Regions from separate parts of the Homo sapiens genome. Here regions 1 and 3 are each linked to region 2. A link is a loop called in an ENCODE intact Hi-C map of the cell type or tissue named here. Cell type or tissue: PC-9. All regions are shown on one strand. Region 1 overlaps DYNC2I1 (dynein 2 intermediate chain 1). Region 2 overlaps ESYT2 (extended synaptotagmin 2). Region 3 overlaps DYNC2I1 (dynein 2 intermediate chain 1).

Evidence for each region. A loop is a pair of places that touch in the nucleus more often than their neighbours do. Peaks named below come from ENCODE experiments on the same cell type or tissue, not always from the same donor. Only the 100,000 strongest peaks of a DNase experiment are listed, where the experiment ranks them.
Region 1: a loop joins it to region 2, with 8 times the contacts of the local background. A loop is called at or near these places in 17 of 110 quality-filtered maps.
Region 3: a loop joins it to region 2, with 3 times the contacts of the local background. A loop is called at or near these places in 5 of 110 quality-filtered maps.

What each region holds. Positions count from the first base shown.
Region 1 is chr7:158,858,637-158,866,636 of GRCh38, forward strand. The region is part of intron 1 of DYNC2I1 (dynein 2 intermediate chain 1); the gene reads left to right. Among named protein-coding and RNA genes, the nearest start is that of DYNC2I1, 6.1 kb to the left of the region's middle. RefSeq lists an enhancer at 2,924-3,423. In PC-9, no CTCF peak of the experiment used is centred here; DNase peaks (open chromatin) are centred at 4,895 and 5,565; H3K4me3 peaks cover 1,701 bases; H3K27ac peaks cover 2,951 bases.
Region 2 is chr7:158,779,286-158,787,285 of GRCh38, forward strand. The region is part of intron 6 of ESYT2 (extended synaptotagmin 2); the gene reads right to left. Among named protein-coding and RNA genes, the nearest start is that of ESYT2, 46 kb to the right of the region's middle. In PC-9, a CTCF peak has its summit at 3,663 (motif pointing right); DNase peaks (open chromatin) are centred at 3,716 and 4,436; H3K27ac peaks cover 1,240 bases.
Region 3 is chr7:158,881,543-158,889,542 of GRCh38, forward strand. DYNC2I1 (dynein 2 intermediate chain 1) reads left to right here. Exons shown (of 25, transcript NM_018051.5): 6 at 3,022-3,077; 7 at 5,479-5,533. Among named protein-coding and RNA genes, the nearest start is that of DYNC2I1, 29 kb to the left of the region's middle. In PC-9, a CTCF peak has its summit at 4,272 (motif pointing right); no DNase peak of the experiment used is centred here.

The DNA of each region.
Region 1 (8,000 bases), 79 kb after region 2:
AGCTCACTGACTTTATGTTCTCATCAGGACAAATTGTTTTCTAGACATGCACAGAGCTATGATCTGGGAATTCTTTCTCATTGTGCTTCTGGGTTAGGCCTACTGTTTCTTGGATCAAGTGTCTCCCTCTTTTTTGAAATCTCCATGCTTTTTCCAGTGGAGTATCCCCTCCCCCCACTTTCCTCTCCCCTCCCCCCTCCCCTTTCCCCTCCCTTCCTCTCCCCTCCCCTTTCCCCTGCCCTCCCCTTTCCCCTCCCTTCTCCTCCTCTCCCCTCCCCTCTCCCCTCCCCCCTCCCCTTTCCTTTCCTCCCCTCCCCTCCCCTTTCCTCCCCTCCCCTTTCCTCCCCTCCCCCCCTTTCCTTTCCTCTCCTTTCCTTTCTTCAGAGTCTTGCTCTTTCACCCAAGTTGGAGTGCAGTGACACGCTCACAGCTCACTGCAGCCTAAACCTCCCAGGCTCAAGCAACGCTCTTGCCTTGGCTTCCCAAAGTGCTGGGACTACAGGTGCGAGCTACCATGCCTGGCCTGTCGCATACCTTTTTAGACAAGAGTATATGTGGGAAGAAAACTGTATGCCCTAAGAATATCCTTATTATACTGATAGATTGTTTAAGAGTTTGGCTTAGCATAGAATTCTAGGAGCAAAATAATTTCCCAGAACTTTGAAGATGGTTTACTTTTGTCTTCTAGCAGTGTGTTTGGCTGATGAGATATCTTTGTGAGTAACATTTTCTTTCTCTCCAGAAGATTTAGGATCTTTATCTGTGATGTTTTGAATATGGATGTAGTTTGTTATAGATCTTTTTTCATTCGTTATTTTTGACATTTGACTGTCCCTTGGGGTTTTATTCTGATACATATTTAATACATAAAATTCATTTTTTTTGAGACAGAGTCTCGCTCTGTCGCCCAGGCTGGAGTGCAATGGCGTGATCTCAGCTCACTGCAACCGCCACCTCCCAGGTTAAAGCGGTCCTCCTGTCTCAGGCTCCTGAGTAGCTGGGATTACAGATGTGTGTCATCACGCCCAGCTAATTTTTGTATTTTTAGCAGAGACGGGATTTCATCGTGTTGTCCAGGCTGGTCTTGATCCGCCCACCTCGGCCTCCCAAAGTGCTGGGATTATAGGCATGAGCCACTGTGCCAGGCCAGTAAATAAACATTTTTAAAGTAGCAAAAGCAACAGATCTCAGAGCTGGATATTTCCTGGCAACTAATGAATTCCTGTAACAGGTTCTCAATTGCAAGTCGGTCTTTAACTTTTTAGGAAGTTAACCCATGGGTCATTAGAATCTAATTATGTAACTATTAGGCTGTGATATAGAATTAATTAGTATAGTCTATTTCATAAGGTAAGGGGAAGGATAAAGTTTTCATGAGATTACTGGAATAAAATTGTATTGGATTATTTTGGTATTAGAGTTTTTTTTTTTTTTTGGAGACGAAGTCTCACTCTTGTCCCCTAGGCTGGAGTGCAGTGGTATGATCTCAGCTCACTCCATTCTCTGCCTCCCGGGTTCAAGCAGTTCTCCTGCCTCAGCCTCGCAAGTAGCTGAGATTACAGGCATGCACCACTATGCTGGGCTAATTTTTTTTATATTTTTAGTAGAGACACGGTTTCACCATGTTGGCCAGGCTGGTCTGGAACTCCTGACCTCAGGTGATTCACCAGCCTCAGTCTCCCAAAGTGCTGGGATTACAGGCGTGAGCCATCTCACCCCGCTGGTATTATAGCTTTTAGTATACACCAAGCATTTCTTTCAGTTTGTTTCATTGTACTTAGTTGCTCACATAATTAATCTGATGAATATAAATAGTTTTATGTTCTTTATTTGTACTGAGATCATACCAAGTTTCAGTATGTCGTAGCTATTGGAAAAAACTTAATGGTACCTTTGCAGGCTTTACACCTGCCTGCATGGTGACAATTTTCTTTAATATTAGCTCTTTCAAAACTCTTTAATTTATCTTGTTTACAATGTGTATGACTATTAATTTTTATGGTCAATGAAAATTTTAGAAATTTCTAAGTTTTTTTGTTACATACCAAACAATTGATAGGTAATGTGTGAGTTTATTGTTATGAAATTTATTAATCATAGCTTGAAAAATGTAGACATGTTTTTTAGGTTATTCTTAGTTTAAAATAAATTTCTACCCTTTTTATTTTCATGTGAGATATGTACTAGTGATGTGAACTGTTTAGGTACAGTGCAATGCCGTTTCATTCTGTTTTTAGAAAGGCTGAATGTTTTAGAGTAGCTACAGTGGGGTCTCCAAGGTTGGTCCTCACCAATCCGCTTGTGGGGTTCCTCCAGAGAACTGCAGAAACTCTGGCATGAACTCTCCATTCAAAGCCCTGTGCTGATTCTTGACGAAAGTTTAACACTGCTCCTCGCGGTGTAAGGCCACCTCTGGGACAACCCAGCTCAGTGTTGTCTGAAAGAGCTCAGGGCTGTCAGAATAATTTACTGTTTGTTTTAGCCAACACCTGGGGATAGGTCCCTGACATCCTTTCTGAAGAGAGTTTAAAAGGGCTTAAATTATGAATCCTTCTCTGTCCTTTTGAGATGTCTCTAAATCTGCAATTCAGGAGTGTCTTTGAAAAGATATCAGAAAGGACAGGATGGCCTCTGTTCTGGTCTCTCTGGGAAGGTAGAATCCTAACTACTGTAATTATCAGCTAGCAGACACAGCGAGCTTAATCTCACACTGACCAGCCTTTGTAATTTTTCACTTGAGCTCCCCTAGCCCGGGTTCTCCCCTAAAACACTCCCTCACCTCAGTGCAAACAGAAATGGAGCTCAGCTGTTTCCCGTCCCGCCTGCAGTTACTGAATGAAATCTATTTCACCACTCGAAAGTCTGGCATCCCCCTCCCCACACTTCTCATCTGTCAGCCAAGTCTAGAAAGGAATCAGCCTGAGGTCAGCTCTGTCTACAAAATAGACTCAGCGCAGCAGCATTTTAGGCATCTGCCGCTTTGACGTAGCTTTGACGTAGCAGCTCACAGATAGGACTCTCATCTGCAAATACATGCATACCGAAAACACAGGTGCTCCCTGCAGCCACGTTTGTCACATGGAGTACAGAGTGTTAGAAGCAGCCTGTGTGGTCACCAGCCAGGGCCTAGGTGAGTGAATTACGGTGACTGTAGGGAATAACCTTGGATTCAGTGATGGAAACTGATCATCCTAGTTTTCTTCGTTACCGTTTTCTTCAGAGCACTTTTCCTACCAGGGAGCGTCAGTTACACAGTCAAGTAATAGAATGAAGACCTGGATAGGCTGCATTTCATAATTTGGCCCTAAGTAATTTGATAACTTAAAAATTCTAGTGTAAGGAATTTTGGAAAAAAAATGAGGACAGCAAAGGATAAATTATGTCCCAGTCCTAAAGGCGGGAGCCAGCCTTGCCCTCTGGGTCTCTTAGCGTGCGCCCTAGTTTGGTGTGTTGCCATGCAGGGTTAGTGAAGCACACCACTCTGGCCGTTAGTGCTCCTGCTCATTCCACTCTGTAATTCTGAGAATTAATGTTGGTGTCGTCAACCTAAAGAAAATCCAGGCAAAATTAATTATAGAGACTATCAGGGCCACAGCCTGGGAAACACTGGGAGGCGCTCCAGAGAACAAAGGAGAGGCTTGAGTGTTTAAAGAGAAAAGGACGAATCAGGGGACGATTACAAAATACTTTGTCAAGTACTGGTTTACAGAAATAACATTGATTATTGATTGGTTATACATCACTGAACTGCAGGTTACGAATTCTGGTGTCCAGTGTATGACATTGGTAGGTTAATTTATGGCTATTGGCCAGGTGTGGTGGCTCATGCTTGTAATCCTGGCACTTTGGGAGGGAGGATTGTTTGAGGATGGGAGTTCGAGGCCAGCCTGGGCAACATAGCAAGACCCTATCTCTTAAAAAAAAAAAAAAAAAAAAGCCTGGGCATGGTGGTGCATTTCTGTAGCCCCAGCTACTCAGGAGGCTGAGGTGGGAGGATTTCTTGAGCACAGGAGGTCAAGGCTGTAGTGAGCTATGATAGCACTGTGTCCGGAGTTGGTTCCTTCTGGTGGGTTCTTGGTCTCGCTGACTTCAAGAATGAAGCCACAGACCCTCGCGGCGAGTGTTACAATTCTTAAAGATGGTGTGTCCGGAGTTTGTTCCTTCACATGTTCAGATGTGTCTGGAGTTTCTTCCTTCTGGTGGGTTTGTGGTCTTGCTGACTTCAGGAGTGAAGCGACAGACCTTCGCAGTGAGCGTTACAGCTCTTAAAGATGGCGCATCTGGAGTTGTTTGTTCCTCCCGGTGGGTTCATGGTCTCGCTGACTTCAGGAGTGAAGCCCCAGACCTTTGCAGTGAGTGTTACAGCTCATAAAGGTAGCGTGGACCCAAAGAGTGAGCAGCAGCAAGATTTATTGTGAAGAACAAAGCACAAAGCTTCCACAGTGTGGAAGGGGACCCAAGCAGGTTGCCACTGCTGGCTGGGGGTGGGGGGAGGGGGGCCAGCTTTTATTCCCTTATTTGGCCCTGCCCACATCGTGGTGCGTTTACAAACCTTTAGCTAGACACAGAGTGCTGATTAGTGCATTTTTACAGAGTGCCGATTGGTGCGTTTACAAACCTTTAGCTAGACGCAGAGCGCTGATTGGTCCGTTTTTACAGAGTGCTGATTGGTGCGTTTACAAACCTTCAGCAAGACAGAGTCCTGATTGGTGTGTTTACAGTCCTTTAGCTGGACAGAAAAGTTCTCCAAGTCCCCACCCACCCAGAAGCCCAGGAGGCTTCACCTCTGGGCACCACTGAACTCTAGCCTGGGTGACAGAATGAGACTCTTTAAATAATAATAATATGGCTGTTGGTGGTGATGCTGAGTCAAGAGGTCATAAAGCAGGCTGCTTACTTAGCTCTGGGTGTGGGAGGAGCGGGACTTCCTTAGCTCCAGGTGTGTGTGAGGGGGGCGGTGAGCCGGACGTCCTTAGCTCCGGGTGTGTTTGGGGGGGGCGGTGAGCGGGACGTCCTTAGCTGGGGGGGGGTGTGGGGAGAGCGGGACGTCCTTAGCTCCTGGTGTGTGTGGGGGGGGCGGTGAGCGGGACGTCCTTAGCTCCGGGTGTGTGGGGGGAAGGGGGACGTCCTTAGCTCCCGGTGTGGGGGCGGGGGGGAGCGGGACGTCCTTAGCTCTGGGTGTTTGGTGGGGAGCCGGACGTCCTTAGCTCCGGGTGTTGGAGGGTGTTGGAGGGGGGAGCGGGACGTCCTTAGCTCCGTGTGTGGGGGTGGGGAGCGGGACGTCCTTAGCTCCGTGTGTGGGGGTGGGGAGCGGGACGTCCTTAGCTCCTGGTGTTGCGGGGAGCAGGACGTCCTTAGCTGCGGATGTGGGGGAGAGCGGGACGTCCTTAGCTCTGGGTGTGGCGGGGTGGGGAGCGGGAAGTCCTTAGCTCCCGGTGTGTGTGTGTGGTGTGGGGGGAGAGGGACGTCCTTAGCTCCGGGTGTGGGGGGGGGAGCAGACGTTCTTAGCTCTGGGTGTGGCGGGGAATGAGACGTGACCACTGTCACATTTCAGTGGCTCTGGGCCTAAACATTTAAAGGAGCTCACATTCCTCAGATTAGTTTCTTTTCTTTCTCAGTGTCATGCAGGGAACAGGATGACGATGTGGACGTCAGCGCTATACCACTGGGTCCATGTAGATGAATGTCACAGGGTTGGGCCGCGGTGTCTCTGTCATGTGGGGACTCAGGCTGGAGAGTGCCTTTGCTGCTTTGCACAGAGCTAGTGGTCATCCTGAAGGTCCAGAATGGATTTATGGCAGTGTCCCTGGAAGGAAGAGTGGATTTAGAAACATGTTATAAGCAGAAATAGTAGTATCTGGTGACGCTTTCCTCTGTTTATTTTTTAATAGAGATGGGGTTTCGCTGTGTTGCCTGGGCTGGAGTGCAGTGGCAGTTATCACAGCTCACTGCAGCCTCGACCTCCTGGGCTCAAGTGAGCCTCCTGTCTTAGCCTCCTGAGTAGCTGGGACTGCGGTTGAATCACCATGCTTGGCTGATTTTTTTTTTTGATGGAGATGGGGTCTTGCTGTGTTGCCCTGGCTGGTCTTGAACTCCTGGGCTCAAGTAATCTTCCTACCTCAGCCTAGCAAAGTGTTAGGATTACAGGTGTGAGCCACCATGCCTGGCTCAAAATAACTTCTTTTAAACATTTCTTAATGTTCAATTAACTAGTTCAAATCAGTATTTAACTTTAACCTCTGATGAGTGTTTTCTAAAAGAGGAGGCTGGGTTAGAAAGCAAGGGGAGAAGCCCACTGCCCACAGGTGGCTGCAGATGCCAGTGGCACCTTCTCGCTGGAGTCTGCCCAGCTGTCGGAGGTTATGTGGCAGGAACAATGAGCGTCAGGTCCAGGGGCTTCTGCTGTTTGGCTTACAGAGCGCGGAAGCCCTCACACCCACTCGTAGTGGGGGTCGGACAAGATGGCACAGGGGTGGGGTTTGCTTTCCATCTGGGCTGTGAGTGTCCTCCCTGAAGTGAGGTTTTGGCTTCACCACCTCTGATGGTGCACCTTGGAGGTGATACCACCTTGGAAGTGATTTCAGCCCAGGTTTACTTCTCCTTGGATTTCAGGATGAGATGAGAGTGGGGAAAAGAATTCCCTTGAAGCCCTGCATTGAGGGGAAGGGGAGTTAAATCAGTTTCATCTGTTTTATTCGGGAGGCAAATCAAAGGGATGTAAACATTGTTCAGGGTTCTTACTGTACAGTTCTCAATAGAATTTTGTTATGAAAAGGTTCTAGATGATTTAGTTGATGTAAATCGAGCATAAATCGAGGGACAGAGGCCCTGGGGAGCTGGTGCTGGGCAGCCGCTCATCTCCTGTTTGCTTGCCATGTGCATGAAGGATGCTGGCCCAGGACAGGTGCTTGCAGATGCTGAAGACCGCAGGCTCCAGTTCTCATCCACTAGTGCGTGGGCTGAATCATGCTGATGGTTTTGCTGCTTAGCTCTCCTGAGTCTCCTCACCCCAGTCCCCAGGCTGGGGTTTGTTCCACTCCTGGGAGTGCTGGGGAACTTTGCCCTTTGGTTCCATACTTGGAGAGTTGATTTTAAGCGTGGATTGCTGGGCTGCTCCATAGGGCAGAGTCTGAGGGCAGGTCAAGTTGGTCTTTAAAAGGCCTTGGCAGAAGCATGTGGTTTACATGTGGCAAGTGGGGACCGACAGCACCGGGGCAGGGAAGTCGTAAATCACTGTTGAACAGTTTGAAACTCTAGAGGGAGACAGCATGGATAGAAAACTTGAGGGTAAACAGTCCATATTAGCTGAGTTTTAAGCGCTCCAAAGTAGTCAGTATTCTGTGCATTTAAGAAAATGGCTGTTACTTTTCATACTGAAAAGTAGAGAGGCCGAAGAAAAATCCTGTGATCTCTGTCAGAGACCTCTTGTCTTCAGGGTTTTTAACTTTGTCAGTATCAGTAATGTTAACCATTAAGAAACCCCACTGGATGGGTTTTGTGACATACTTACTTTTCACATTCTGAGCTAGTGGCCTTGTGCCTTCCCAGTGTCCCCTGAATGTCCTCAGCGTCCCCTGTGTGCAGCGCCCACGTCTCCTGGTTGAACTGTCCCCTAATGTTCTAGGTGTCCCCTCTCTGTGGTGCCCATGTCTCCTGGTTGGACTGTCCATTGGTGTCCTGGGCATCCCTTCTTTGTGGTGCCCATGTCTCCTGGTTGGACTGTCCCTGAGTGTCCTGGGTGTCCCCTCTCTGTGGTGCCCACGTTTCCTGGTTGGACTGCCCCTTGGTGTCCTGGGCGTCCCCTCTCTGTGGTACCCTGGTCTCCTGGGTCTCCTGGTTGGACTGTCCCCGAGTATCCTGGGCGTCCCCTCTCTGGTCACTCGTGTCCTGGGTTCCATTCAGCCCTTTTTTTATAGCAGGTCCTATATTAAACCTCTCTGTAGGAGTTAACTTTAAACAAATAGTTGGCCGGGCGTGGTGGCTCACAACTGCAATTCCAG
Region 2 (8,000 bases):
GCTTGAGCCCAGGAGTGTGAGGCTGTAGTAGTGTGCTCCACTCTATGATTCCTTCTGTGAACAGTCACTGCACTCTAGCCTGGGCAACACAGCAAGACTCCATCTCAAGAAAAAAAGAAGCCAAACAGACACACTTTGAAAATTACATATAAAACTAGGCTAAAAAGTGGGTCTTCAAATTCAGAGTTAGTCCTAGAACTGAGAAAATCATTTATTCTAGTTTCACAGTTAAGTAAACTAAGACCTAGAGGAAGTAATCTTATCTGTAACCTTTTGCCTTTCACAACTAGATAAGCCAAGGACAGAATGAAATCCTCATCTTTTCACTGGACCCACATGGGAAGAAACGACTGATTTTTAAGGACAGCTGTGCAGACGGTGCTGCGGCCCCTTCTGCTCTAAACCGTCCAATCTGCTCCTGTCTCTGATGTGCCTCATCTTGCTCACTGACTTCTCACTTGCTTCTAAGTCTCTCTACGTGGAATGACTGGCAGACAGCCCAGGCCCATATTTGCTTCTATGCCTAGCTACCTTGACTCGGGTATTTGCTTACAGAGGCTATGCAGAGCTTATGAACAAGGGGTTCTTGGCCCTGGGGTGGAGAGGGGCAGTCCTCTGCTACACAACACTGACAATTACAAGACACTTAAGTGGTCAGCATCCAACTTGGTTTCTACCACTAAGGGCAATAGGGGCCCCAGCCCCCATTATTGTGACACCCTAAACATCCATTTCCAAATCTGTCACTCAGAATGACTACCTACGAAAGAGACCATTCAAGAACAAAGTTTCTAAACTTTAAAGTACAATTTGGGAGATTTTAGACAATAAATGTCAATACTAGAAGCATCCCTATCAAAGTTTCCATTTTAATGATAAACTGGCCTTTATTTTCCTCACCAGTAACACGGGAACAATCCCATCCTGTGAGGACTAAGTCAGACAATGCACAGAGGCCACACGCCAGGCTCCAAGCCCACTGCCTGCGACTGCAGTCATCACCTGAGGGCTTCCTTCCCTGGAAATCCCTTTGAGCAATTAAGATCTTTCTCGCCACTATCAAGGACTAGCACATGTGCCACATAAGCATCACAGCGAACATTTACCCTTTTACTTTTGAAGTTCTGTCCCACTTTAATCTCAGATGAGGAACCATCTATAATCAAAGCACAACTGACCAAACATAAACCAAACAAGCAGAGACTATTTCTGACCAATTGTCTTAGAATCATTTCAGAAAAACATTACTTTGTCTAAAACAAAACCTCAAAAAGAATATTAACTATCAACGATGGAGTATTAAAAACACAAAACAAGGAAGTTTTAGTATAAGCTTGTCAGGCAACAGAGGGCATGCCCACGTGGGCCTTGTTGAAAAGACTGAGATACATTTAAGTGCTACTGAAGTTCAGAGAAACTAATCGTCAGGGAGGCAGGAGCAGGAATTGCGGAAGGAAAGGACTCAGCTGGCTTTTGAAAGGAAGAGATTTGAATGCAAGAAAGAAGGCACCAGGCAAAGGGGTCCCCATGTTCAAGGCACTGAAAGGCCTGTCCCTGAGCACAGGGAATGGTGAAGGAGCAAGAGCCAGAGGCTGTAATGACGGAGGGAGCAAGTGGAAAGAGAGAAAGGAAACACGTGTGTATGAGTGAGAATGTGTGTGAGACAAAGAGTGTGAGAGGCTGTGTAAATCTATGTGAGAAAGAGGGACAGAGAACTAATGTGAGAATGAGCGTGAGAAAGAAAATAAGTGTGAGAATATGTGAGGAGTGTGTGAGAACATAAGAGCAAATGTGAGAACAAATGTGAGACACAACATGTCAGAACAAGTACGAGAGAACGAGAACAAGTGTGAAACGAATGTGAGAACAGTGTGAGGTGTGAGGAGTGTGAGAGAACAAATGAGAACAAGTATGAGTGAACAAGTGTGAGAACAGTGTGAGGTGTGTGTAAGAATGAGTGAGAACCAGTGTGAGTGAACAAGTGAGTGAACGAGTGTGAGAACAGTGTGCGGTGTGTGAGAACAACTGTGAGAGTGAACGAGTGTTGAGAACAAAGTGTGAGGTATGTGTAAGAACGAGAACAAGTGTGAGAGTGAACGAGTGTTGAGAACAAAGTGTGAGGTGTGAGTGTAAGAACGAGTGAGAAGTGTGAGTGTGAACAAGTGATTGTGAGAACAAAGTGTGAGAGGTGTGAGTGTGAAACAAGTGAACGAGTGAACGTGTGAGAACAAAGTGTGAGAGGTGTGAGTGTAAGAACGAGAACAAGTGAGTGAACGACTGTGAGAACAAAGTGTGAGAGGTTTGAGTATAAGACCGAGAACAAGTGTGAATGAACGAGTGTGAGAACAAAGTGAGGTGTGTGAAAGAACAAGTGAGAACAAGTGTGAGTGAACGACTGAGAACAAAGTGTCAGAGGTGGGAGTGTAAGAACGAGAACAAATGTGAGTGAACGAGTGAGAACAAAGTGTGAGAGATGTGAGTGTAAGAACGAGAACAAGTGTGAACGAGTGTGAGAACAAAGTGTGAGATGTGAGTGTAATAACGAGAACAAGTGTGTGTGAACAAAGTGAGGTGTAAGTGTAAGAACGAGAACAAGTAAGAACGAGAACAAGTGTGAGTGAACGACAGAACAAAGTGTGAAAGGTATGAGTGTAAGAACGAGAACAAGTGTGAACGAGTGTGAGAACAAAGTGTGAGATGTGTGTAATTACGAGAACAAGTGTGTGAACAAAGTGAGGTGTAAGTGCAAGAACGAGAACAAGTGTGAGTGAACGTGTGAAGTGTGGTGTATGTAAGAACAAATGTGAGTGAACGACAACAAAGTGTGAGGTGTGAGTGTAAGAACGAGAACAAGTGAGTGAACAAGTGTGAGTGTGAGAACAGTGAGGTGTGAGTGTGAAAGAACAAGTGAGAACAAGTGTGAACGTGTGAGAACAGATGTGAGTGTAACAACGAGTGAGAATGAGTGAACAAGTATGAGTGTGAGAACAAAATGTGAGAAATGTGTGAAACAAGTGAACAAGTGTGAGTGAACGAGTGTGAGAACAGTGTGAGGTGTGAGTGTAAGAACGTGAGTGAACGAGTGTGAGAACAAAGTGAGGTAAGAACGAGAACAAGTGAGTGAACGAGTGTGAGAACAAAGTGAGGTGTGAGTGTAAGAACGAGAACAAGTGAGTGAACGAGTGTGAGAACAGTGAGAGGTGTGTGTGAAACAAGTGAGAACAAGTGTGAGTGGAATAGCGAGTGTAAGAAAATGAGTGTGAGAAGCAGCGGGAAAGTGGGAGTGTGAGAACAAAGAATGAGTGTGAAGGAACAAGAGCGTGTGACAAATGAGAACATGTGAAGTGGGTATGTGAGAACAAAGAAGTATTAAAGAACAAGTGTGAGAACAAATGTGAGAATGGGTGTGAAAACGAATCTGCAAGAGAACAAGTGTGAGAATGAGTATGGAAGCTCAAGCATGTGTGAGAACAAGTGTGAAAATGTGTGTCCATGAGAACAAATGTGAGAATGAAACCGTGTGAGAACAAGTCTGTGAGAATGAGTGCGGACAAGTGTGAAAGAACAAGTGAGAGAGAACGAGTGTGTGGGAAGGACAAAATGGGTGTGTGAGACAGGAGGCTCCAAAGCCCAGTCTGAGGTCCACATGAGGGCACCGTGGAGAAGCCACCAGCAGGGCCCGATAAAGGCCTGGCTTTAGAAGGCGCCTTTGGAAAAGCAACTAAAATCAGCGTGCCCCTCCTTCCCCATGGACACGTGCCTCAGGATGCTGGGAGCCTCGCCTCTGGAGGACTGAGCTATTTCAGGAAACTGAAAAGCCAGTGGAACAGGCATTTCCAAAGGACAGGAAGTCACCTCTGAGCTGTTGCGGCTTTTCTACGAGAAGCAGAACGTGTACGGCACTCCAAGATCGGAAAACAATGTCAGGTTTCAACTGGAATGACACAGATGTATCCACGTGTTTCATGAAGCGCACAGATGCCCCTCTTCTCTCTACGTTCCCTAATCCGTTGTGACGGGTGTGGGTAACGTTTACAATTCCAGGGCAGCTGCTTGGCACCTGACCAGTGCTGTATGCCTGGCATCCTGGCTGCATTGAGCTCCACAGTTCAGAACAAGAATCACCTGGGAAGTCTGTTGGAAATACAAACTCAGGGCTCCCACCTTTCTCCAGTTTTTTATTTAGCAGATCTGGGCTGTTGGTAAAGTTCAAAAATGTTTTTCTTATGTTTCTAAGTCCCAGGACTTCTGAGAGCTTCACTTTTGACCACACGGGAGAGCTGACATCCTGAGCCACCAGCCAGCGTGAAACCCCTCCTTCGGGGCAGCTCTGAGGGAGGAGAGGCAGGAGTGGGCTGAACTTGAAGGAAGACGAGATCCCCACAAAACAAGTGAGACGACTCCAGCAAGATCCTAATGAAAGGCCACAGGCCAAGTGTGGGTGAGTCAGAGAACCACAGAGGTGTGCACATCACGTGGTGGCACCTGCATCCCCGGTGTGCAAAGACGACCCCAGGGAGGACACTTCCCATGGGGAGGAGCCCGGGAGGAGGCAGCTGCCACTGTAGAAGGGCACAAAGGAAGCCCCGCCCCACCTTCCACCTTAAGGGACAGAAGCCATGGGGGAGGGAAGCACCTTGAGAACCCACTGCAGCTGGGGAGAGGTCCCTTAAGGACATGGTAGGACAATGTCCCAGGCTGGTAGAGACCTCTATTGCTGGGGCAGGTGCAGACCCTCTCCTGCAAAAGACCCGCCAAAGACACAAGGCACAGGGAGGAGGAGGAGGGTCTCTGGGAGAGCTCTGGCCCCAAGACCCAGGATGGACCAGGACAACAGGAAGCTCCTCTGTACCCCCTCTACTGGGGGTGGGCAAGACTGTCCAAAATAATATAAACATCAAACCACAGATCCCAGAAAGTCGGGGAAAAGAGCAGGATAAATACTGCAAAAACTCCCAGTTACTAACGTGTGGTCTGAGTCTGTGGATGTGCCTGTGGCCCTGACTCTGGAATTCACTGCAGCCTCATCTGCAAGGCTGTTAAGAATGGGCTTCAGGGAGCCCTGTTCAAACACTGCAACCCTCCTACCCCCAGCTGGTCCAGGGGTCGGTATCTGACCCAGCTGGAATGGCTCACAAGCCTGTAATCCCAGTACTCTGGGAGGCCAAAGGGAGAGGCCAAGGATGCAGGAAGACGCAAGGCTTTCTCTGAAGTGCTGGCAGACATGCTATTCCACATGTGGACTGCAGAACCAGATGAAGCTAGTCTCAGAGGGAGAGGAAAGCGAGCAGAGGTGGAGAGAGTCACGAAGGCTTTCGAATTCCTGGTTCCGTTCTGTTCCTGAGACTCAACTGCAGTCCCCTGTACACGTCATGAGACATCAATATATGCTATTTTTATGTTTTAAATAAATTCGTCTCCTTTTTATCCCCATTTGCTTAAAGCACATCAATTTCTGGAGTCCTTGGCTAATAGGATTCAATTTCTTCTCATAACAGAAGACACTGTTTCCATTTTACAGAGGAAGAAATGGAATCTGCGGTTCAAAAGATACCAGCAGCCAGCACCTCCGCATTGGGCTGGAAGACTCCAAAAGTTGGTGGATGAACATGTTTGGAGTAAGCCTAGGACCATTTCTAAGGGAAGTTTTGGGAAAGACCTCCGGGATCCCCTCTAGTCGAGGGATAAATCTCAACAAGACTAAGGACTCTGAAACACCCTAAAACCGTATGCTGCCCAACAACTACCAAGTGAGAAGGATTCCCTATGCACAGCCAAAGGCAAACACCAATTGGTTGAGTTCTTACCAGAACAATTATCCAAGCTTTTCTCCTTACTGATAATTCACCTCTAGTGGCCGGGCACGGTGGCTCACGCCTGTAATCCCAGTACTCTGGGAGGCCAAGGTGGGTGGATCACCTGAGGTCATAAGTTCAAGACCATCCTGGCTGACATGGTGAAACCCCGTCTCTACTAAAAATAGAAAAAAATTAGCCAGGCGTGGTGGTGGGTGCCTGTAATCTCAGCTGCTCTGGAGGCTGAGGCAGGACAATCACTTGAACCCAGGAGGTGGAGGTTGCGGTGAGCCGAGATTGCGCCACTGCACTCCAGCCTGGGTGACAAGAGTGAAACTCCGTCTCAAAATAAATAAATAAATAAATAAATAAATAAATAAATAAATAAATAAATCACCTCCAGTGTCAGGACTAAACCTACATGTAGGAGAAATATTTAATTTCTTAAAATATGAAGACTACTATCTGTTAGGTATTATACTAAGCAGTTTACATTCATTTGGCATTTAATTTTCAGATTTAATTGTGTGAGGTAGGTATTACTGTCCTGACATGTTACAGATGGGAAAACTGAGGCTTAGAGAAGTAAGTTGTTCAAAGGCTACAGTAAGAGAAAGAACTAGGAGTGGAAAACCAGGCTGTCCAACACACACGTCTATCACTTAACCACAGCGCTGTGCTGCCTTCTTCACCTACACTCCAACTTCGTCACCTCAGCAATATTTAGGGTTTTTTTCCTTCAACAAGTTCTACATTATAAAAACTAAACAAGCCAACAAGTAGAAAAATGTATAAAGGTTTCGTAAGGGTTTCTAAATCATCCAAATAGTAGAAAGAAATTTAAAAAACCCACAAAATAAAAACCTTTCTAGAAATATCTTTCACCAGGATGAGGAGGAATTACTTGGCAGCCAGCTGTAACTCTGTTCTCATATTTTCCAGTAAAATAAACTGAAAATTTTCCTTTTCACTGGAGTACGTTTGATGACTTTACTCACCATATAAGGAAATGAGTGACTCTGAACTTCTCAGCCCCATCCTTCTTTTCTGAGCACTAAATTTCATTTGGAAGTTAATACGTTATTTTAAAAGTAAAGTCATCAATGGAAGATCCAAACTAAGTAACAGCACTATTAAATTTTGAAGAAGATTTAAAGATTTGGATTTCGTTACATTCTGAAATGAACTTTTTAAAAAGGTCTTTCTCTAAATTGTTAAAAATGTCCCTGGCTAAAGATGGGTAAGTTAAAAATACTTAGCAATTTGTTAAGATTACTGAGGTTTTTTTGGTCACTAATGAAGTTCGTTTCTTAAACATAGAGGACTTTTAATGACTGGTATGGGAAAAAAAACACATTAATTTTAAATCTTATGAATCTCTTAACTTCCTGAATAGTAAAATTTAATTTTAACAGTAAAATTTGACAGAGATGACCTAGGAGTTTTTGGACGTTCCCATGTTTCGTGTACTTAAAATCGATTCAAAATAAGCCCATTCTTTCAGTAATAAGAAAATCAGAACAATTATTTTATTCATAACAGAAAGTGATGACACTTAATTCTTTTGTTTTTATACAGAAAAAGTACAAGCTGTAGTAAACTTAGTTTATGTCAGGTGTAGATAAACCCGTATTTTAAAAGCCAAATGACAATTTTTAATCAGTTATTTGAATCAAATTATATGAATTAATATTCCTACTTTAAATTACAAATGATGTTGAAGGTACTTCCATAAAGGACTCATCAATGGCACATCTTGCATCATTCATTTGCCAGACTCTAAGGAGACAGTTATGATCCTTGCTTTCAAAGAGCTAACAATAACTGTGCAGAAATTGCTGAAACAAAAGGGGCGAAGAAAGTTTCACAAAAGTGAAACAAAAGGGGTGAAGAAAGCCTTCTGCGGCAAAGAAAAAGGCACAGGGAGGTAGTGGCGAGGTGTGGGCTGATACAGACAACCATATGGGCAGTGTGCACCTGGAGAAGATGACCAGGAGCACAATGAACACGGAGGGCAGCAAAGGGAGACGCTGGACAGAGGCTGCAGGAGCCCAGGGAAGGAGGAAGGAGTTTGTCTGGTGGGAGTAACAGTTCTGTTGTCTTGGTTTTGTGGGAAATAACAAATAGTATTAACTACTGTAAAACAGCAGCAACAACAACACAGTATACGTTCCACATCCCTAATCTAAAAATCCAAAATGCTTC
Region 3 (8,000 bases), 100 kb after region 2:
TCCCAGGTTCACGCCATTCTCCTGCCTCAGCCTCCCGAGTAGCTGGGACTACAGGCATGTGCCACCACTCCCGGCTAATTTTTTGTATATTTAGTAGAGACGGGGTTTCACCGTGTTAGCCAGGATGGTCTCAATCTCCTGACCTCATGATCCGCCCGCCTTGGCCTCCCAAAGTGCTGGGATTACAGGCATGAGCTACCGCGCCCGGCCATTTTTTTTGTTTCTAAATCTCTTTCCCTAGATCAAAACTTCATCATTTTCTCCCAACGTTGTGTTACGAACATTTTCAAACATACAGCAAAGTCGACGTAATTTTCCAAAGAACACTCTTGTACCCATAACTTAGACTCCGCTACTTGCCTTTTATTGAACTTGGCTATTCTCCATTCCCTAGATCATGTTTAATTACTGGAAGTGACTTAGGTTACATGTGCTTAGTTCCACCCAGAAATGCCTTTCTGGACATAGATTTGGCTTTTATTAAAGGTGAATGTGAAAAATGGTCGATGAAGAACATTATCCTGTATCTTTGTAAAACCACTGCCTTCAAATTAGTCCCAGAAGAAAGATTATTCAGACGACTGACATTTTCTTTTTAAGACAAGCTGTTCCTATCTGAGTGGCTTGTATGCTGGGCACTGTTCTAGGTGCTGAGGATACAGCTGTGAACAAAACAAAAATTACTGTTCTTATGGTGCTTATGTTGTGTTGGAGAAGCCATAGGATAAAGAACTACCAAAAAAAAACCACCTAAATCTCAGATAGGTGTGGTGGCTTACACCTGGAGTCCTAGCTACTCAGGAGGCTGAGGTTGGAGGATCTGTTGAGCCCAGGAGTTCAAGACCAGCCTGAGAAATATAGTGAGACCCCATCTCTACCAAAAAAAAAAATTTAGCCAGGCATGGTGGCACACAGCTGTAGTCCCAGCTACTACAGAAGCTGAGGTGGGAGGATCACTTGAGCCGAGGAGGTCAAGCCTGCAGTGAGCTGTGATCATATCACTGCAGTCCAACCTGCGTGGTACAGTAAGACCTTGTCTTAAAAAAGAGACCAGGCATGGTGGCTCACACCTATAATCCTAGCACTTTGGGAGGCCGAGACAGGTGGATCACTTGAGGTCAGGAGTTCGAGACCAGCCTGGCTAACATAGTGAAACCCTGTCTCTACTAAAAAATACACAAAAATTAGCCAAGTATGGTGGCACGTGCCTGTAATCCCAGCTACTTGGGAGGCTGAGGCAGGAGAATTGCTTGAACCTGGGAGGAAGAGGTTACGGTGAACTGAGATCGTGCCACTGCACTCCAGACTGGAGGACAGAGTGAGCCTTTGTCTCAAAAAAAAAAAAAAAAGGAAAAGAAATGAACAGATACACGATACAATATCAGGAATGGGGATCGAGCATTGTATAATTAAAGATTTTTTCCTTTGCGTTGACTTTCAGAAATTCAAAACTTTTGAGTACTTTTGATACTCAAAATTAGTATCAATTTTAGATATTCTTCAACTGAGTACTCTGAACCTACTGCTTGATGTAATTATCCTGTGGTTACCGTAAAGTGCAAGGTGCACTGCTAATAATTACGCCAGGACAACAGATAGAAACTGGGACTGTTCCCGGGGATGGATGTTCTCTGTGATTCTCTCTCACTTTCTCTATATGATATTTTTTCTTCTTCTTTTTTTTTTTTTTTTTGAGATTGAGTCTCACTGTATCGCCCAGGCCAGAGAGCAGTGGTGTGATCTTGGCTCACTGCAGCCTCCGCCTCCTGGGTTCAAGTGATTCTCCTGCCTCAGCCTCCCGAGTGGCTGGGATTACAGGTGTGCATCTGGCTTATTATTATTTTTTTTTTTTTTGTATTTTTAGTAGAGTTTCGCCATGTTGGCCAGGCTGGCCTCGAGCTCCTGACCTCAGGTGATCCTCCTGCCTTGGCCTACCAAGGCCAAGTGTTACAGGTGTGAGTCATGGTGCCTGGCCTCTATATGATTTTTGATCCATGATTTTAATTAGAATGATATAACTTTTATTGTAAGCTTCCTCCAGTTATCAATTTGAGATAGAGTATGAGTAAGTACAATAAATATACAAAATGTTCTAAGCTTCCTGACCAGTGACTTCTTTTTTTTTTTTTTTTTTTTTTTGAGACGGAGTCTTGCTCTGTTGCCCAGGCTGGAGTGCATTGGCGCAATCTCGGCTCACTGCAAGCTCCGCCTCCCGGGTTCACGCCATTCTCCTGCCTCAGCCTCCCGAGTAGCTGGGACTACAGGCGCCCGCCACCACACCCGGCTAATTTTTTTGTATTTTTAGTAGAGACGGAGTTTCACCGTGTTAGCCAGGATGGTCTCGATCTCCTGACCTCGTGATCCGCCCGCCTCGGCCTCCCAAAGTGCTGGGATTACAAGCGTGAGCCACCGCGCCCGGCCCAGTGACTTCTTTAATAGAAGAATCCAGTGGCCTCATCTCGTTGTTATCCTATCTGCCACACCTTTATCCTTTTAAAAAACAATTTTTTTTTTTTTTTTGAGATGGAGTCTCGCTCTGTCGCCCAGGCTGGAGTGCAGTGGCGCAATCTCTGCTCATTGCAAGCTCCGCCTCCCGGGTTCACGCCATTCTCCTGCCTCAGCCTCCCGAGTAGCTGGGACTACAGGCGCCCGCCACCACGCCCGGCTAATTTTTGTATTTTTAGTAGAGACGGGGTTTCTCCGTGTTGGTCAGGCTCGTCTATAACTCCCGACCTCAGGTGATGCGCCCGCCTTGGCCTCCCAAAGTGCTGGGATCACAGGCGTGAGCCACCGTGCCCAGCATAATCACCCTTTTATATATACTTTTATCCATTTTCTTTACATTTAATTATCTAATTTACTAAAAATAACTGGTAAAAATAGTTATTTTAAAAGGTACTTGTGATGTACATGCTGTTGTTAAATTTTGAATCTGTGCTTGTTTTGTGGGGTTTACTAATTATGCTTACTTCATTCCGATATGCTAATAAATGGTTATGGGATTATATTTTTGTTTGATAGAATGGTGAACACAGAAATCGAGGTGCAAGCTCAAAAAGAGATGGGACCAGCAGCCAGTAAGGATTGCATGCCCTGTGGTCGACCTTTACGTGTGCCGCTCTCATGGAATGCTTCAGGGAATTTTCTTATTGGCTCCGATGACGGCCAGTCCATGGCAATCAGTTATAGATATACTTCATTTTCTCTAGATTTTACCCCTTAGCCCCTCCAAATGGGTTGGTAGGTTTTTGGAATACTGGAGGAGCTTGGAAACTTAATATATTATTAGCTTTCTTTGGCCTTTTAAATTAATTATATTTTAATTTTTTCATTTTAATATTATTGTTTGTATTTATTGCCTCAGGATCTACTTTTGTCCTTTTTAACATTTGCTCATGCAAAATTAGAAAATTGGTACTCACTTTGGGGAGAATAATTCACTTGGGAGTCACTTAATGTGCAAGAGGGAGTCCTCCCTGCCTGAAGCTAAAGCAAATCCGCAGGTGGGCAGTTTTGCACCTTTACGCACCTGAGCAAACCATTCTGGTTCACAGCCACTAAAAACAGGACGTGCCGGCGAGTCCCCCTCTGCCCACTGTTTATCACTTGTGAACACACGGGATAACATTCCGCCCTCAGGCCTTGGCAGAGACCCCCAGAGCTGGGGGTGGGGGTCAGCCTTGGTTGGAATTTCCTGTCTACCTCTTAGTTGCAGTGTTGGGTGGCTTTTCGCTAAAGCAGTGATGATAATTCCTGTCTCGTGTGGGTTTTGCAATACATAATTGGAGTTTATGTATAAACTCTTTTTTTTTTTTTTGAGACAGAGTCTCACTTTGTTGCCGAGCCTGGAGTGCAGTGGCGCAATCTCGGCTCACTGCAACCTCCGCCTCCCAGGTTCAAGCTATTCTTCTGCCTCAGCCTCCCAAGTAGCTGGAACTACAGGCACATACCACCACACCCAGCTAATTTTTGTATTTTTGGTAGAGATGGAGTTTCACCATGTTGGCCAGGCTGGTCTTGAACTCCTGGCCTCAAGTCATCCACCTGCCTTGGCCTCCCAAAGTGCTGGGATTACAGGCGTGAGCCACTGTGCCTGGCCTAAACTCTCATATGTAAGCCCTAGACTTTAATTTGTTCTTTCTGACAATCATATTTTGTAATCGTTTTTCAAAGATTAGAAAACCCAGGTTAAATATCTTACCCAAATTTTTACAAGTTTGGGCAAAGCTAACACTTAAACCTAGGGTGTCAATTCCTGGATTTTATACTGCATGTCCACTAGAAGGCACAATAAGACTTTTTTTGCTCAATTCTGTATTTTTGTTAAACCGCATGGTATATTGATATGAATGAAAGTTTAAAAATTGAGAATCAGTTTGATATTTTGCAAATCTTTATTTTAGGTCCTAACATGAAATGTGATTAAAATATAAAACATTTCAAGATAAATCTTTCTTTTAGAAAGATTTTATATTTTTATTTTATATTACATATTATATAACATATTTATATTTTATATATATCTTTTATATTTAATATAAAATAGTATTTCAGATAGACCAATAAAATTATAGAAAATTTCTACAACTCTTTTTATTTTTTGTTTTGTGATGGAGTCTTGCTCTGTCGCCAGGCTGAAGTGCAGTGGCATGATCTCGGCCCACTGTAACCTCTACCTCCCTGGTTCAAGCAAATTCCCCTGCCTCAGCCTCCTGAGTAGCTGGGATTACAGGCACACGCCACCACGCCTGGCTAATTTTTTTGTATTTTTAGTAGAGATGGGGTTTCTCCATGTTGGCCAGACTGGTCTCGAACTCCTGACCTCAGGCAGTCTGCCCACCTTGGCCTCCCAAAGTGCTGGGATTACAGGTGTGAGCCACTGCGCCCGGCCGAGAACTTGTAAAGGATGTAGATTTGCACTCACAAGTTTGTTAAAACACATAATTTCTTCTCTGGAAGATATTTTCTGTCTTGAATTATTGCTAAAATAGTAAGAATGCTAGGAAGACTTTAACATTTATTGCTCTAATAAAACATGCTTTGCTAACCTGAAACAGTTTTTTAAAAAAATTATTTTTTGAGAAAGGGTCTTTCTCTGTCGCCCAGGCTGTAGTGCAGTGGCACAATCATGGCTCACTGCAGCTTCAAACTCCTGGGCTCAAGCAAACCTCCTGCCTCAGCCTCCCAAGTAGCTGAGACTACAGGCATGTGCCACCATGCCAGGCTAATTTTTTATTTTTGTAGAGATGGGGTCTACTCTGTTGCCCAGGCTGGTCCCGAACTCCTGGCCTCAAGTGGTCCTCCTGCCTCAATCTCCCAAATAGCTGGGATTACAGGTGCAAGTCATCGCTCCTGGTTGTAGTAGTTCTTAATCATATCAAAATATTGTTAAGAGCTTTCACTGATATGGAAAATGTTTTATTTTTTAAAAGCTCTCATTTAAAGTAAGTTTTGATTTTGATTATGTTTGCTTTCCAGGCATGCTGAGAATTTAGTAAGGAATCATGGAAAAGATAAAGATTCAAGACGGAAGGTAAGGCAGTCTCCACTGAGAATACATTGATTTTATGGTACATTGAGATTAACCATAATCTTACTTTGGGCTTCCCCTTGAAACCAGAGGCCGAGACAGGGCTCATTTGCAGATGGTTTATTCGAGTGGTGATCCCAGAAGGCACACTGGAGACTCACTTTAGGTTAGAAGATGCAAATTGATTGAAAGTAAAAAGGTGGACAAAGAGAATCTATCAGACAGCAGCTATGAGAGGGCTGGATTGGCTACACTAGTATCAGATAAAACAGATTTTGAGACAGAAAGTGTTACTAGAGAGAGACAATTCAGAATGAGCAAATAATTGGTTCAGCAGAAGGCGATAAAACAATTGTAAATGGATATTTACCTAACAAGAGGGTCCCAAAACACAAGCAGCAAAAACTGACAGAATTGAAGGGAGAAAGAGACAATTAATAATAATAGTAACTTTAGCACCCCACTTTCAGTAACAGGTAGGACAATATTTTATGGTAACAAATTAGGTAATTTAGATGAAAGGACAAATTCCTAGAGACTATCAGTTACTAAAACTGCTGGAAGCAGTAGCCTGAATAGACCTATAGTGAGTCAAGACATTGCGTTTGTGTTACAGATCTCCCCACAAAGTCGCTCAGGCTCTGATGGCTTCTCTGGCAAATTCTACCAAGCACATGTTATTAATAGACACTTGTTACTAACACACAATCATCATCCCTCTCCTTGCATAATTGTTTCCATGTGTTAAGCTACCTTGTGACATGTATTTATGCACAGGGAGAATTGTACCCTGTGCTGAGCTTGTCAATTAGTACATCAGCGTTTCTCCACAGTCTTCATTATCTTCACTGTCTCCATTAGGATCATAAGAGTAGGCTTTGTAATGATTACTTAGTGACTCTAAAATAGCACACTGTGGAGTTAGGGTTATTATCAAACCATTGTCCTTTTTTTTTTTTTTTTTTTTTTTTGAGACAGGTCTCACTCTGTTGCCCAGGCTGGAGTGCAGTGGCACGATCTCGGCTCACTGCAACCTCCGCCTCCCGGGTTCAAGCGATTCTCCTGCCTCAGCCTCCTGAGTAGCTGGGACTATAGGCATGCGCCACCATGCCCGGCTAATTTTTGTATTTATAGTAGAGATGGGGTTTCACCATATTGGCCAGTCTGGTCTGGAACTCCTGACCACATGATCTGCCGACCTCGGCCTCCCAAAGTGCTGGGATTACAGGCGTGAGCCACCGCACCCAGCCTTTTTGTTTTGTTATTACAGATAATGTGGCAAGCATATTTTGGATTCTATGAATTATTTCTGGAGAATAATTTTTTCTTCTTTGATCGTTATCTGAAACCCATGATTCTGAGGTAATCATATTTAACAATTTTGTGCCATACATACATATATATATATATATACGTTGAGATGGAGTCTCACTCTGTTGCCCAGGCTGGAGTGCAGTGGCGTGATCTCAGCTCACCTCAACCTCTGCCTCCTGGGTTCAAGCGATTCGTGCCTCAGCCTCCTGAATAGCTGGGATCACAGGCATGCGCCACCACACCCAGCTAATTTTTGTATTTTTAGTAGAGACAGGGTTTCACCATGTTGGCCAGGCTGATCTTGAACTCCTGACCTTAGGTGATCCACCTGCTTTGGCCTCCCAAAGTGCTGGGATTACAGGCGTGAGCCACTGCGCTTGGCCTTTGTGCAGTATTTTTATGAATTGCTTTATTCTATGTCCGTACACAAACATAATTTTACATAAATTAGGTCATACAGCACCTGTTGTTTTGACGTGGATGTTTTATTTCTTTAATTTTGGTGGTGGTGGTTGGATTGCTTATTATCTGGCTATAGCCACACATTTACCACAGAAAAAAATACCTACAAATATTTCTTCTCATATAATCTTTTATAATCATATATTGGTATGTATATTTAGGAGTTTGGAAGCCAGTTTTAAACATTTACACACACACACACACACACACACACACACCCCTCCTGTTTTTCTTTTTTTTTTTTTTTTTTGACATGGGGTCTCGCTTTGTCACCCAGGCTGGAGCGCAGTGGCGCGATCTTGGCTCACTGCAAGCTCTGCCTCCCGGGTTCACGCCATTCTCCTGCCTCAGCCTCCTGAGTAGCTGGGACTACAGGCGCCTGTCACCACACCTGGCTAATTTTTTGTATTTTTAGTGGAGACAGGGATTCACCATGTTAGCCAGGGTGGTCTCGATCTCCTGACCTCATGATCCACCTGTCTCGGCTTCCCAAAGTGCTGGGATTACAGGTGTGAGCCACCACGTCTGGCCACCCCTCCTGTTTTTCCTAGTTCATAGTGGAAATCCCTCCAGTTTGGACGATATAGATCTACCGCATTTTTTTTGTGGATACATTTCTTGAAGTGGAATTGTGGAAATACTGGATGAAAACGTATAGATTTCTTTTCCTATTTTCTTCATGTTTCCCAATTTT